Linked DNA regions of Homo sapiens: all the other regions are linked to region 3. A link is a loop called in an ENCODE intact Hi-C map of the cell type or tissue named here. Cell type or tissue: PC-9. All regions are shown on one strand.

Region 1 (5,000 bases), 610 kb after region 3:
AGGGTGTCAAACCAGAGGCACATGTTATCCATCTGTCCCACTGGTGATATTAGTTTTGATCACTTGGTCAAGGTGATGTCCAATTTCTTTACTGTATAGTTATTCTTTTTGCTATGTAATTAACAAGCAGTCAGTGAGGTAATACTTTTTTTTTTTTTTTGAGACAGAGTTTCGCTCGTGTTGCCCAGGCTGGAGTGCAATGGCGTGATCTCGGCTCACTGCAACCCCCGCCTACCCGGTTCAAGTGATTCTCCTGCCTCAGCCTCCTGAGTAGCTGGGACTACAGGCACCTGCCACCACGCCTGGCTAATTTTTGTATTTTTTAGTAGAGACAGGGTTTCACCATGTTGACCAGGCTGGCCTTGAACTCCTGACCTCAGTTGATCCACCTGCCTCGGCCTCCCAAAGTGCTGGGATTACAGGCGTGAGCCACCACGCCTGGCCAGTGGGGTAATACTTTAAGACCATGCAAATAGCCTACTCCTCATCTAAATCCATTGATGACTCTTGTCTGAACCAATATTTACTATGATGGTTGCAAAATACTGATTTTCCACCTCTAGTACTTCTTCCACATTCACAATTGAATTCTACTGTAAAGTTCTCTCCCTTCTTCATTTTATTTAGCGATTTATTTATCTATTATTGGTATGAACTTATATCTTTACTAATTTTTTAACATGTCCTAATTCATTACTGTATTTAATTATTTTGAATCTCAATTTTCCCAGATTTGGCCCATGGTCCCTTCAAGGTGGTACCTGTCCTTGTGACATACCACCATCATTTATTTTGAGCACTTCCTTAATTTCTGGCATAAAAATATGCTCCAGGCTCACCTTGTGCTTACCTTGCCCAGCCCTGGAATCAGCCATTCTCTAACAAGCTCTGGTACACTAAAATCTTTTGACTCCAGCTTGCAGCGTTATCGCAACACAGTAGGTCAGCCCTGAAAACACCAAGGCTACGTTTGTGGGATCTTAATGAAAAGCTGTGTCTTTCCGGTAGAGGATATTTTCTGGGAAGTAATGGGAAACAAAATTGGTCAGAAAGTTGGCCAGAGAGCTAGAATTTTCTGTGGCAAGCAAATTGGAATCAGGGAAGGTTCCTGATCACAATTCTTGACTGGAAATTCCAGTACAAAGAATGGGAAGGGGGTGTGCTTGAAGATTGATTTAGTAGAGATTGTATTTATTAGCTGGGGACATACAGTCTGGAGGAGGCAAGTATATACAGTTGTCCCTCGGTATCCAAAGGGGATTGTTTCCAGGACCCTCATGGGCACCAAAATTCATGGATGCTCATGTCTCGTATATAAAATGGTGTAGTATTTGTATAACCTACGTACATCTTCCTGTATATATGTATGTGTGTATATACACAGTCTCATTCTATCACCCAAGCTGGAGTGCAGTGGAATGATCTCAGCTCACTGCAACCTCCACCTTCCGGGTTCAAGTGATTCTCCTCCCTCAGCCTTCTGAGTAGCTGGGATCACAGGCGCGTACCACCGAGCCCGACTAATTTTTGTATTTTTAGTAGAGACAGTGTTTCAACAAGTTGGCCAGGCTGGTCTCGAAGTCCTGGCTTCAAGTGATCTGCCCACCTCGGCCTCCCAAAGTGCTGGGATTACAGGCGTGAGCCACCGTTTCCAGCCTTCCTGTATACTTTAAATCATCACTAGCTTACTTATAATACCTAATACAATGTAAATGCTGTGTAGATATACTCTATTGTTAAACATTTGTATTACTTTTTATTGTTGTATTGTCATTTTTTATTTCATTTTATTTTAGAATATTTTTGATCTGAGGTTGGTTTAATCCATGGATGCAGAATCCAAGGATACGGATGGTCAACTGTGCTTGATTTCCTTATATTAATTTAAAAGAAAATTATGTAAAACACCTCTCTCATGATTCCTTTGTATAACATAGGAGCATAACAGCTAAGACAAACGAAACCAACTGAAATCCCAGTTTCATTCTTGTCCATGTAATATCGATTTCTTCTGCCAACATTATTTTTTGGTTTTTTGCCGGCAAAGAATACAAATAGCTGGTTTGAGCCTCATCTCCTTTCCCTGGCCACCCTCTAGTGGAGGTGAAATGAAATTATACAATGGCCTACAAACGGCAAGCCTAGAGGGAAAAAGAAACAGCTATAGGTAAATTAGGTGGTGAGATCACCACAGTTAGAGCTGGAGGGATTGAAATATCTTTGTGTCCAATCCCTTATTTTGCAGATGGGGAAACTGAGGCACAGGGAGAGGGAAGCTATTTGCCCAAAGTCATAAAGCTAATGGAAGAGCCAGAACACACTCTACTCCCTGATGTGCAGCATCATTTTAAAGAAATTTTTAAAAACTTTTCTATTAAAAAGCCCATTTTAATTCATAATTGACTTAATTTTTGTAATATTTTGTCACCTTATATATATTTTATATATAAACATATTTACATATATATTATATATATATATATTTCAGAACTTCACTTTCAGGAATGGGGATGGACATTTAGTAGTTATTTCAAAATACCATACACATCACTCCATTCCCAATTATTTTCAAAATTGTTGAAAGAAAAAGTGATCAACAAAAAACTGTCATCCAAAGAAATGGAAGTTGAGGGGGATGGACTCGATCCAAGTGATGGTTCTGTGACTTCAAATGAATTTTTATGCAGTTCTGAACGTGGGACAAGGTTATAAGAGATAATTGCTTAATGCAGTGGTCCCCAACCTTTTTGGCACCAGGCACCAGTTTCATGGAAGACAATTTTTCCACGGATGGTAGGGTGGGGTGGGGTGGGAAATGATTTTGGGATGAAACTGTTCCACCTCAGATCATCAAGCATTAGATTCTCACAAGGAGCTTGCAACCTAGGTCCCTCTCATAATGCGCAGTTCACAATAGGGTTCATGCCCCTATGAGAACCTAATGCCACTGTTGATCTGACAGGAGGTGGCACTCAGGCGGTAAAATGCTCACCAGCCTGCTGCTCACCTCCTGCTGTGCAGTCCGGTTCCTAATGGGCCACGGACATTACCAGTCCATGGCCCAGCAGCTGGGGAGCCCCAGCTTAAGGTCTACAATACACAGACCCTCTAGGTGTAAATTCAGAAGTAACTATCCTAAGTAGTGTACACCAGTTTAAATAAAAGACCTGAAATGTCTTTTTACCTGCTGATGGAGCTGGGAGGATTTTGGTACCTTTTTAATGAATAATGATGACCTTCCAAATGATGTACTGCATTGTTGTTAGCATATCCGATGGCTATCTTTTCTTGTTGATTTGCAATTTGGTTTAGCAATATAAGCTGTCGTATTGCTTTATGAGGTTTGTATTTAATAACAGCACTAGTAGTTTCCAGTTGTGCCCCACTCAATCCTTTTCATGCTCAAGACTTTATCCTCAAACTAATCCTGGGAAGGAATTGTCCTCCTACTGCTACCACTCTGGTCCAAGCCACTATCATTTCTTGCCTGGATTACTGCCACATTTTCCTAGCTGCTTGCTCAGCCTCTGGTTTTACCCGTTCTTGACACCCTCTGCCCACCCCACTCTTCACATTGAGAGCAGCCCATTGCTCTCAGAACAATGCATGAAGGCTGAGCGCGGTGGCTCACGCCTGTAATAATCCCTGCACTTTGGGAGGCCGAGGCGGGCAGATCACCTGAGATCAGGAGTTCGAGACCAGCCTGGCCAACGTGGTGAAACCCTGTCTCTACTAAAAATACAAAAATTAGCCGGGTGTGGTGGCAGGAGTCTGTAATCCCAGCTACTCGGGAAGCTGAGGCAGGAGAATCGCTTGAACCCGGGAGGCGGAGGTTGCAGTGAGCCGAGATTGTGCCACTGCACTTCAGCCTAGGTGACAGAACGAGACTCCTTCTCAAAAAAAATAAAAAGAGAGAGAGAGAACAATGCGTGAAAGCTCAAAAGGACCCAGACCCAGCTTACCTTATGCCAGTCTTCCTCATCCTTCATGTTCTACCCCAGTGGTCTTCAACATTTGTTATACATAATTCCTGACATGTTTTAAAATTGACATTTAAACTTTTACATCATAAGTTAAAATACTGGAGAGAATGCAATTTTGGCATTTTGTAAATATTTTAGAAGAAATCTTACATTACTTTTGGAATCTTACTGCCCTAGCAGTTTTCTTTTTAAAAATAACAACTTTATTAAGATACGTTTATCATACCATAGGGCTCATACCATATCAATTTGACAACATCATTCCTCTAAAAAACATAAAGACAAGCTCCTTAACAGTTGAAGGCTATACATCATTCCCTTTTCTGTTTGAACTTATAAATCCATTCCTCTTCCTCCACATATTTTTATCCTAATGATATCTTTTGTATTCTGAAAGTATTTATATAGGTCATCCTGTCGTACTTCCTTGCAGCAAATAATCAGATACACATTAAACTTGAAATAATTTTTAATTTTCTGTCAACACAATGCTCTAAAATGTTAACACTTTTCTTCTGAATTAAAATAGCTTCACAAATTATTTATTTACAATTTATATTACTAGACAATCAACATAAACGTAACTTTTCTTTTTTTTTTTTTTTGGAGACGGAGTCTCGCTCTGTTGCCCAGGCTGGAGTGCAGGGGTGGGATCTCAGTTCACCGCAACCTCTGCCTCGCAGATTCAAGCGATTCTCCTGCTTTAGCCTCCCGAGGAGCTGGGATTACAGGCACATATCACCACGCTTGACTAATTTTTGTATTCTTAGTAGAGACAGGGTTTCGCCATGTTGGCCAGACTGGTCTCGAACTGCTGACCTCAAGTGATCCGCCTGCCTCGGCCTCCCAAAGTGCTGGGATTACAGGCATGAGCCACTGCACCTGGCCACAACAATTTTAATCAATAATTATTAAGCATGAGAAGTACATTTTTATTGGAAACACAGCTCTAAAATGTATGGGGCCATTTTTAGTTCATGTTTCTGTGGATTACTCTTACTGCTGGGAGACAGGGTT
Region 2 (5,000 bases), 460 kb after region 3:
CGCTTGAACCCGGGAGGCGAAGTGAGACATTGCACTCCAGCAGGGGCAACAAGAGCGAAACTCTGTCTCAAAAAAAAAAAAAAAAAAAAAAATTCTGTTCCTCAGCTGAACCAGCCCCAGTTGAAGTCTCAATAGCCACATGTGGCTGGTGGCTGCTATATTGAACAACACAAGTGCAGAACATTTACATAATTGGAAAAAGTTCAATTGGAACTTATATATTTATCTTCTTAAATACATAAAGCAAATATTAACGAACATGAAAGGAGAAATATATTGCAATAGAAAAATAGAGGACTTCAATACCCCACTTTCAACAATGGACAGATCAACCAGACAGAAAAGTAATAAGGAAACATTGGACTTGAACTACACTTAGACCAAATAGACCTAACAGACATATACAGAACATTCCATCCAACAGCAACAGAATATCCATTCTTTTCATGAGCACATAGAATAGTCTCCAGAATAGACCATATATGTTAGGCCACACAACAAGCCCTAAGAATTATAAGAAGACTGAAATCATATCAAGTGTTGTTTCCAACCACAATGGAATGAAACTAGAAATCAATCACAGGAGAAACCGTGGAAAATTCAAAATAGGTGGAAATTAAACATGTTCCTGAGTCAAAAAAGAAAAGGGAAAATTTAAAATATCTTGAGACAAATGACAATGAAAACACAACATACCAAAACCTATGGAATGCAACAGCAGTTCTAAGAGGGAAGTTTATAGTAATGAATACCTCCATTAAAAAATAAGAAAGATCTCAAATAAATAGCATCTTTGTATTATAACACCAAAACTCACATGGTGCAGTTGATAGGAACGTCATCTTCATGGGTCATATTTGTGAGAACTCGGAAGAGTTGCATAAGAATTACAGGTAGAAACTGTATCATGACTTGGATCTCCATGGCATGCAAACACTAAAATTAAGTCATTATTAGTTATGAAAACAAACAGAAATATGATAAAATTTGCAAATGTGAAACAGCAAAAAAATTAAGTAGTGAGAAATACATTGACTAGCATATAAGCTCAATTAAAAGTGAGCTTTCCATTGGATAGGGGGCTTTTTTGTTAATTACTTAATCCACACCTCTATTTGGCACTCAGATTTTGTTATTTAACATTAAACACTTTACTAAAGCTAATAAGTATAATTTGGATAAACAGTTTTTAGAAAATTGACAACTGACTCCTGGTAAACCAACACTCAATTGCCTGGGGCAGTGGGGAGGAACAGATGTTTGGAGATGATACTGGAGATGCATCTACTAACCCCCAGGCATTCTGTATGTTCTGCAGGGGAATGTGGGCATCAGTTAATCTGGTGACAAGTTAAGTGGAATGCAATAAAGAGTGGTTCTATATGTAATTGGCTCTACACCATCACCACTACAAAACGGAAGCACTTTTGCAGTCTAAGAATCTCACAATACATTTCCTTCAAAGTGCTAACACTGTGTCTCCAATGATAAGTGCGTTACAAACATCAAAAAGAAGAAACGTGATCATATATACAGAGAAATAATACAAACAGTGAAAGTTGTTCAATTTCTTTCTTCTTTCTTCCCTTCTCTCCACATCATTCACTCACTCAACCAGCTAACCAAAAAAAAAAAAAAAAAAAAAAAAAAAAGGAAACAAACCTCGCTGAGCATCTTTCTATATCAATTCAATGTGTAGTGCTAGGGGAAATAGAGAGGTGGATAAATCAAGTCTCTGTACTTAAAAAACTCATAAATTCTCTTTCCCAGATTCCCTGACTTTTGCCACTATCTGTCTTCAAGACCCTCTAATCAATAACCAAAATAGTATAAATCATTTTCTTTTTAGCAGGTCTCTGTACAATTTCTCTTTACTCTCCATACATCCAACTCTCATTTCTAAATTAATCTTCCTCAAATACTCGTTACATTAGACCACCTCCTGCCAAGATTTTTTCGATGTCTCCCCATAGCCTATGGCAGTGGTTCTCAACCAGGGGCCATTTTGTTCCCGACAGATTTGGCAATGTCTGGAAACAGTTTTGGTGGTCACAACCAGGGAGTGATACTGACATCTAGTGGTCAGAGGCCAGCAATGCTGCTAAATATCCTACGACGCACACACAGACCCTCACGGACAAAGAATAACTCTACCTCAAAATGTCAATAGTGCGAAGATTGAGAAATCCTGGCGTAGAGTATCAAGACCAAGTTATTTCAGACCTAACTGACATTTTCAGCCTAAACAATCATCACTGTTCTCTACAAGGCCAAACTGGTATCTCTGGTTTCTTCACTGTTCTTGAATATATCATATACTTTCCTGCCTTTGTGTCTGTTCATCGTTTTTAGCCAAATCCTGGCTACTCTTTCAAGGCAAGTACAAATCCCCACTTCAGTGAAACCATTCATTTTCTCATTCGACAAAGGGCAAACAAATGAACTTCCAATAGCCAAGCACACCAAAAACAAAAGTAAACCCAAACAAATAAAGGCCATGGTTTCTACCATCAAGTAGTTCACAGTGTACAGGGGATAAACACATGGAACTAAATAATTGCAATATCAACAGTAAATAGCATGATCATGGAATATACAAAATGCACAAAGAAGCAACTGAGTGTGCAAGTGGGTAGGGAATGTCTGGTAAGGCCTCAGAGATGAGAAAGGGTAAATGATAAATAGAATAGTGCCAGGTAGAAAAGAGAGATGGGCATTCCCTGCTACCAGTAGCAGTCCTCTGTAATTTATTCTCAACATGACAGCCAGAGTGTTCTTTCTGAAATGCAAATTAGACATTGCCATCTTTCTGTTGTTAAAAAACAAAACAAAACAAAACAAACTACCACGAACAAAGAGCTATCATAAGCTTCCATGCCTACGACATACCCGGCCTGTCCCGCCAAACCTGTCACTTGCCATCCTCCCCTCACAATGCACACTGTACTATAGCTACACGGTCTTTTATTTTTCTGTCCTTCAAACATGCTGATGTAAGGTGTTTACACCTACTGTGATATTCTGTTATCCTTTTACACGACTTTACCCCCTAAGGTTGTCTTCCTCTCATCCTTTCAGCTTGAAATGCTATTTCCCCCAATAGGCCTTCCCTGACAACTCTATGTAGAATACACTCCTGGTCATGTTGGATCTCATTAACCTGCTCTTTTCTTCATGGCACTCACTTATAATCTCTCTACCACAACTAGAAAAGGTATGCTGTCTAAACTGTTCCCCATTTGATTCATAGCATCCAGAACAATGTCTGGCCCATACTACATGGTCAATAAATATTTGGTGACTTACTGAATAAATGAATAAAATAAGAAAGTAGGCCGGGCGCGGCAGCTCACACCTGTAATCCCAGCACTTTGGGAGGCTGAGGTAGGCGGATTACTTGAACTCAGGAGTTCGAGACCAGCCTGGCCAACATGGTGAAACCCTGTCTCTACTAAAAATACAAAAATTAGCCAGGCATATTGGTGCATGCCTGTAATCCCAGCTACTTGGGAGGCTGAGGCAGGAGAATAGCTTGAACCCGGGAGGCAGAGGTTGCAGTGAGCTGAGTTCATACCATTGCACTCCAGCCTGGGCAACAGAGTGAGACTCTGTCTCCAAAAAAAAAAAGACAGGAGCCCTCTAGTCTACAGTAGTTCCTCAGTTCACCGAACCCTCAGCACTTGTGCCCTGTATCACATACTGGACATTTAATCATATATTGCTTTGAACTATTAATTGTATTATTGACAGACTGTCATTTAACTTATGTATGTCCTGTCTCTTCAGTTAGACTGTAAGTTCCCCTATGGACAATAACCCTAAATTATTCTTCTCTGTAAGCCTCAAAGAGCTAGGAAAATACTAAATATATAACAAGAGCTCAACAAGTGGATGGTAAATGAATTCTTGAAACAATGTCATTTATAGGAACAAGAGATAGCAAGGTGTGGTAGAAAGAACATGGGACTTGTCATAGTCTCACCCCAGTTCTGCTACTAACCAGTTGAATGTCTACAGGCAAGTCACCTCTACTTGGGCCCCAGCTTCCTCATCTGTTAAAAAAAAAAAAAAAAAAAAAAGTCTTGGCCGGGCATGGTGGCTCACACCTGTAATGCCAGCACTTTAGGAGGCCCAGGTGGGCGGATCACCTGAGGTGAGGAGTTCAAGACCAGCCTGGCCAACATGGCAAAACCCCATCTCTACTAAAAAATACAAAAAAAAAAAAAAAATTAGCTGGGCATGGTGGCGGGCGCCTGTAGTCCCAGCTACTCGGGAGGCTGAGGCAGGAGAATTACTTTAACCCAGGAGGCGGAGGTTGCAGTGAGCTGAGATTACGCCACTGCACTCCAGCCTGGGCGACAGAGTGAGACCCTGTCTCAAAAAAAGAAAGAAAGAAAAAAAGTCTTAAGAATCCTTTTCAGCACTAAGGTTATATAGAGGAGCTTGGCTATTTCTGAAATCACATGGTATTTCATTGACTACCACTAGAGGGAGAGCGTAGGTCACATAAATACCAGAAATTCCACATCTTCAGAAAAACAAATACGAGAACTTTTCTATTTTAAGAATACCCGTATATATGAAAATGATGTTCTTTTCCATTCCACTTGATTGAAACTTTTATAAAACTTTCCCATGTGAAGAACAAACCTTAACAAAGCATTCATACATATTGAAGTCCTAGATATTTACCTGAGGAAAGGATTTAAAAGTTAGATGATTATCATACTTTTTTCTTTTTTTTTTTTTTTTGAGACAGGGTCTCGCTGTGGCCCAGGCTGGAGTACAGTGGCATGATCACAGTTTACTGGAGACTCAACCTCCCAGGCTCAAACGATCCTCCCACCTCAGCCTCCTAAGTAGCTGAGATTACAGGTGTGTGCCACTATGCCCGGCTAATTTTTGTATTTTTTTATAGAGATGGGTTTCACCATGTTGATCAGGCTGGTCTCGAACTCCTGGGCTCAAGCAATCTGCCTGCCTGGGCCTCCCAAGGTGCT
Region 3 (5,000 bases):
TGAAAGTGGGCAGGCTGTAGAAGCTGGAAAAGTCAAAGAAACAGATTCTCCTCTAGAGTCTCCAGAAGGAATACAGCTCTGCCCACACCTTGATTTCAGCTCAATGACACTTCTGACCTCTGCAACTCTAATATTTTAAGTCTGTATTTTAAGCCACAAAGTTTGTGGTGATTTGTTACAGCAGCAATAGGAAACTGATACCTACTCACTCACTCCATTCCCTTTCTCCTCTTAGCTGTCTATCATATCTACTAGGCAAAACCCCAAACTCTAGTTGAATTGCACTATATTACTTTTTCCTTGCCACTAAATGAAGCAGATAAAAATATTGAAAGTTGGTTGACTAAATTCACTAAAAATTTGTGGTCATGAGCACGCTCAAGACTGCTTGGCAACCACAGTTTCACTACACTTTCCCTCCACCCTAAATCTTTGACAATTTTGCCATTGAACACACAAACGTTTCTGTTTCTCAGCTTCTACATTTCCAATAATTTGCCATCTACCCTACCTCATCCACTTACTCTCAGGACCATGCCAAGGATCCTAGACCTTTCTTAATGAAAATATACATCACTCCCAAAATCTCAAGATTAAAAAATCTTAAGAATTCCACACTCTGACCACCACTTCTTATTTTTCCAGTTTGGTGCCCTTGCTCCGACTATGGTCTGCAATGACCACCATGTGGTCAAAGCCATCAGTCTCTTTCTATTCTCAGTTTTCTTGATCCTTCAGCAGCAGCTACCCACATTACTCTTCCTTAAACAGCCCCTTTCAGGATTTCTGTGGCATTACAGTTTTCTGAGTTTTCTCCTCTTTGGCCACTCTTTACCTCATTCCCCCAAACTAGAGTTTCTCTGGGCTCTGTTCTGGGACTTTGCCTTTCTATACTCCCTTCCCTCAGTGATCTAATCTTTGTTTCAAGGCCTTGAAGATAACCCAATGATTATAATTTCCAAATTGATATCTGTGTCTCAAACCCCTCTTCCAAGTTTATAACAAATTTGACTTGGCATCTCCACTTGAGTATCTCACAGATCTCTCCAACTTGAAGTAGCTAAAATGTCATTCTGGATTTGCTCCTCCTCTCTGCTTGTTCTTTCCTCTTAGGAAATGGCACTTCTACCCACCAAGATGCTTTCATCGGAAACCTGGTTGCCCTCTTTAATTCTTTTCTACATCCATTCCATCTGTCGGCTTACCTCCTAAACGTCTCTCAAATCTGTCCACTTCTCATCTCTTCAACTATTAATACTCTCATTCTAATGCAAACCTTTAGCATTTCTGATTTGACTACTCAATAGCCTCCTAACTGGTTTTTCCCCTTCCAGTGGATTCTCTGCACAACTAGAGAGTTTTTTAAAGAATATAATTCATATCTTTCAGTCATCCTGTTTAAAAACCTTCACTGGCTTCTTGTGAATTAAATAAGATACAAACTCCTTATCTTACCCCATAAGACCCTTTGTGATCTAGTCTTTTCCTGGCACTGTTCTCATAATTTCTAGAATACATGTTCTTGCCTACACATGAAATTCCATCTGCTGGAACAATCCCCTTACCCCCTACTCTCATGTAAGATCGTGCAGATTGTTCTCTACACAAAGGTATCCAGCTGAGGTGTAGGGTGGGCCGAAATCTAGCCTGCAGTCCTCTTGCCAAGCTGTGCTCCTTGGTGTGCAAGACCTTGCTTCTACTCTTCCCATGGCTGGCTTCTTCTCAACCTTCAAGTCTTGGCTTCAATGTCAACTCCTCAAAGAGGCCTTCTCTGACCTCAGTTATTTTCTGTCTCACTGCCATATCTGTCTACTACCTTCATAGAACCTATCACCATCTGTAAGTATAGATTTGCTGTCTTTCTCCCTGTAAGCTCCATGAGAACAGACATCTTGTTTGTCTTGTGCCATGCTATATCACCACAGCACCTAATACATAATCATGCACTGAGAAGTGATAGTTGATGAGAAAGAAGGAAACTCCTGAGAAGAGAATGCAAAGAGCAAAGAGAGGGTCTAGGTTCTGCTTTGCCCAGGTGCCTCCTGCCACACTGATTGGCATCAGAAAAAGCCTTCATGTCATAGAGAAACCACAAGTGTGGCCAGAAATTCTCAAATGTGGCAGCACATCAGAATCTCATGGGGATTAAATTAAAAAGTCTTCATATCATAGAGAAAGCACAAGTTTGGCCTGAAATTCTCAAATGTGGCATCACATCAAAACCTCGTGGGGATTAAATAAAATAACATAACCGCCTCTCCTCTGTCTTTCAAGGTTCTGATTCATTGGGTCCGGGTGGCTGCTGCAGACACTCTCGGTGCACTACCGAGAGACTGCCACTGAGTGGTGCTGTATGACTCTGTTTCAGAGTAGAGGTCGCACTTCGCTCCAAGAGAAGGCATAATTTATAGAAGGATTTTTTTTTTTTTTTTTTTTTAGCTACTCTGACCTCAGATCTTCTCATTCCAGGAGGGTGGCCCAGGCAGTGCCTCCAGAAATGTTTAAGTTTTGGTTTCTTTTCTGTGCCCTTCCAGATTCACAATAAGGACATCTGTCCTTACCTAAAAGCTTCCCCTCACCTCTCCTAACCCACCCCCACAAAGCTCTACCAATATCCTCTTACCTTCTGCCCAAAACTTCCCGTACTTTTCTTCTCTTATCTTTTACCTCTTTATCTTGTCTTCCTCTTCTTTTTCTGGGAATCACTCTTCCTCAGTTTCCTTACTTGTAACCGGAGGATAAGGGTGGCATTGTGAGGATCTAAGGAGATACCACCTACCAAACTGCATTGATCTAACTTGGCATGTATTATCTTCATAGATTTTTACACCAATGCCATTCTAATCCACACAGTGATGGTAGCTTCTCTATTCAAGCAAACACAATTTTATTAATGCATATTTTCAAGAACACGTATTATAAGTGAAATACATCTGAAGAGGATTTAGAGAGAAGATTCGTATGCGCTACTACCCTGCTTTTTGCAACTGGTCATGAACCAGCCTCTGAGTGAACTGGAGGGGAAGGCACGGAAGAGGTAACAGAAGGGGCTAGGAAAAAGATTCTTCCAGGGCCTTAATCAGCCTGAAATGCTTTGGAACCAGCTGACCTAATAATTCTTCAGAGACTGTCAGTGCACTGGTGCCCAATGAATGCCTCCATACAAAGCTGCAAGCCCACTATCTATGGCAGTCTAGGACTGGGAAAGAACAAAGCAAGGTTATAACGGAGTGGACCTCAGTTCAAAGAAATGAGAACAAAAATCAGGCCACTCTTGGCCAGATAGATAGATAGATAGATAGATAGATAGATAGATAGATAGATAGATAATGATTTCCCCTTCCTCTATATTCCAAATGGCTTGCAGAAGGGGTTCTTGTTTCTCATGGCAGGGCTATCGATGGGGCAATTGAAGGAGCTACTGTAAAGGACTGTAACTAAAGAACATTTCAAGATAGCTCCATGGGCTCTTTGACAGGTCTAGTTCAGGAAGCCCCATGCCAACAACCAAACAACTCCCTTTGCAGTACAGCCCACAGCTCATCCTCTGGGCTGGTTTAGCTTCAAATGACCATTTGGCACTGTTTGGCAACAGGTTGCCTCACCAGCCCACTGACCTCCAGAGTCTTCTGGAAGTTAAAAGGACACACATTCACTACCATAAGTTCTAAAAACCTATAGCAGTTCCCACTCAAGCCACTCCACTGACAGTTGGAGCGGGTGGGGAGAGATGCGGGAGGGCTGAAAAGGGAAATGTTGCATACAGAGAGCTTATTTGAAATGCATTAGGGTGCTTTCTCTTTGAAGGAATTTGCAGGCAAGGGTTTTGTAAAGGAAAAAGTGCTTTGGTATGCGGGTAATATGCAGTCATTTATCTGTGTAGTAAGCTTAGATCTTATCCATCACATTTTTTTTTTTTTACCCTTGAGCTCATCTCTATTAGGGAGATTCTGATTTCTCCAACTCCTTGAGAGGCACCTCAGGTCCAGGGAAAAAATGAATAAGGATGACTTTCTCCAGAGGATGGTACGTTTTAATTCCAGATGTCCCTGCTGTGAATATAAAACAAAGAATTTGTCAAACTCGGGGGCTGAACTGCCTGGATTTTAACCCAAGCTCTGCCACTTAGTACCTGCGTGATCTTGGGTAGTTATTTAGCCTCCCTGAACTTCAGTGGGTTTTTTAAAATACGAAAAATGTAGATAATAAGAGCACTTATCACATAGGCTTGTTGTGAGTGTTAAATGAACTAATATATGTAAAATCTTAGAACAAAGCCTGGCACATAAGCAACATATGGGTCCTCAGCATATAATTCCTGCCCTCGAGTAGCTTGGAGTTCAGCTGGGGGGACAAAACCTATGCATTAAAGGTTAAATAGCAGTACATGCTACCGCTTCACTAGACCATATGTAGTGTTAGGCCTTAGGATATGGTAGTGAGCCGGAGAGTCTTGATATAACCAGAAAATGTCAAAGAAACAGATCAAACAGTAAAGGCACCGAGATCAGAGTAGTGAGAAAGTATTTTGGTGTGGAGTGGTCAGAGATGTCTTCGTAGAAGAGGTAGGACTTGGCCCAGAAATAGAGCAGGGGTTGGATAGATGGAAACAGAGCAATGCAGTGGGGTCAGAGAACAGGGCTTTGGAGGTAGAACACCTGTGGGATGGATGGAGGTATTCAGGAGCCTATTTGAAATGCACTTAAGGTAGCTCCCTGCACATGCCCTTCTGGTAAAATACTCATATGAGAAAGAGAAAAGCATCTCCTACCATCCAGGAGTTGGACTAGTACCATCAGCTAGGCCTTGCTGTTGCTAGGAGCTGGCCTAGCACTAGCAGCAACACCAAACTAGGTCTTGTTGTTCTGTTGAACATAAATCCACAGAATGCCAATATCAGACAAGGCAACTCTGTGACTATGATGGATCAAGGCAGAAGCAAGATAACTCTGTAATGGCTGAAACCAGACAAAATGTGAACACTGTCCAAACCACAGAAA

What was found. Peaks named below come from ENCODE experiments on the same cell type or tissue, not always from the same donor. Only the 100,000 strongest peaks of a DNase experiment are listed, where the experiment ranks them.
Region 1: it touches region 3 in a loop (4-fold over the local background); 2 of 110 quality-filtered maps call a loop at or near these places.
Region 2: a loop joins it to region 3, with 10 times the contacts of the local background. A loop is called at or near these places in 3 of 110 quality-filtered maps.

The regions. Positions count from the first base shown.
Region 1 is chrX:118,456,790-118,461,789 of GRCh38, reverse strand. No RefSeq gene overlaps it. Among named protein-coding and RNA genes, the nearest start is that of DOCK11, 37 kb to the left of the region's middle. In PC-9, CTCF peaks have their summits at 1,894 and 2,093 (motif pointing left); a DNase peak (open chromatin) is centred at 2,099.
Region 2 is chrX:118,601,174-118,606,173 of GRCh38, reverse strand. It overlaps DOCK11 (dedicator of cytokinesis 11), which reads right to left. Exons shown (of 53, transcript NM_144658.4): 24 at 818-936. Among named protein-coding and RNA genes, the nearest start is that of DOCK11, 110 kb to the right of the region's middle. In PC-9, CTCF peaks have their summits at 1,890, 2,093 (motif pointing left) and 4,481 (motif pointing right); a DNase peak (open chromatin) is centred at 4,473.
Region 3 is chrX:119,064,572-119,069,571 of GRCh38, reverse strand. No RefSeq gene overlaps it. Among named protein-coding and RNA genes, the nearest start is that of CT47C1, 5.9 kb to the left of the region's middle. In PC-9, CTCF peaks have their summits at 2,141 and 2,342; a DNase peak (open chromatin) is centred at 2,371; H3K27me3 peaks cover 507 bases.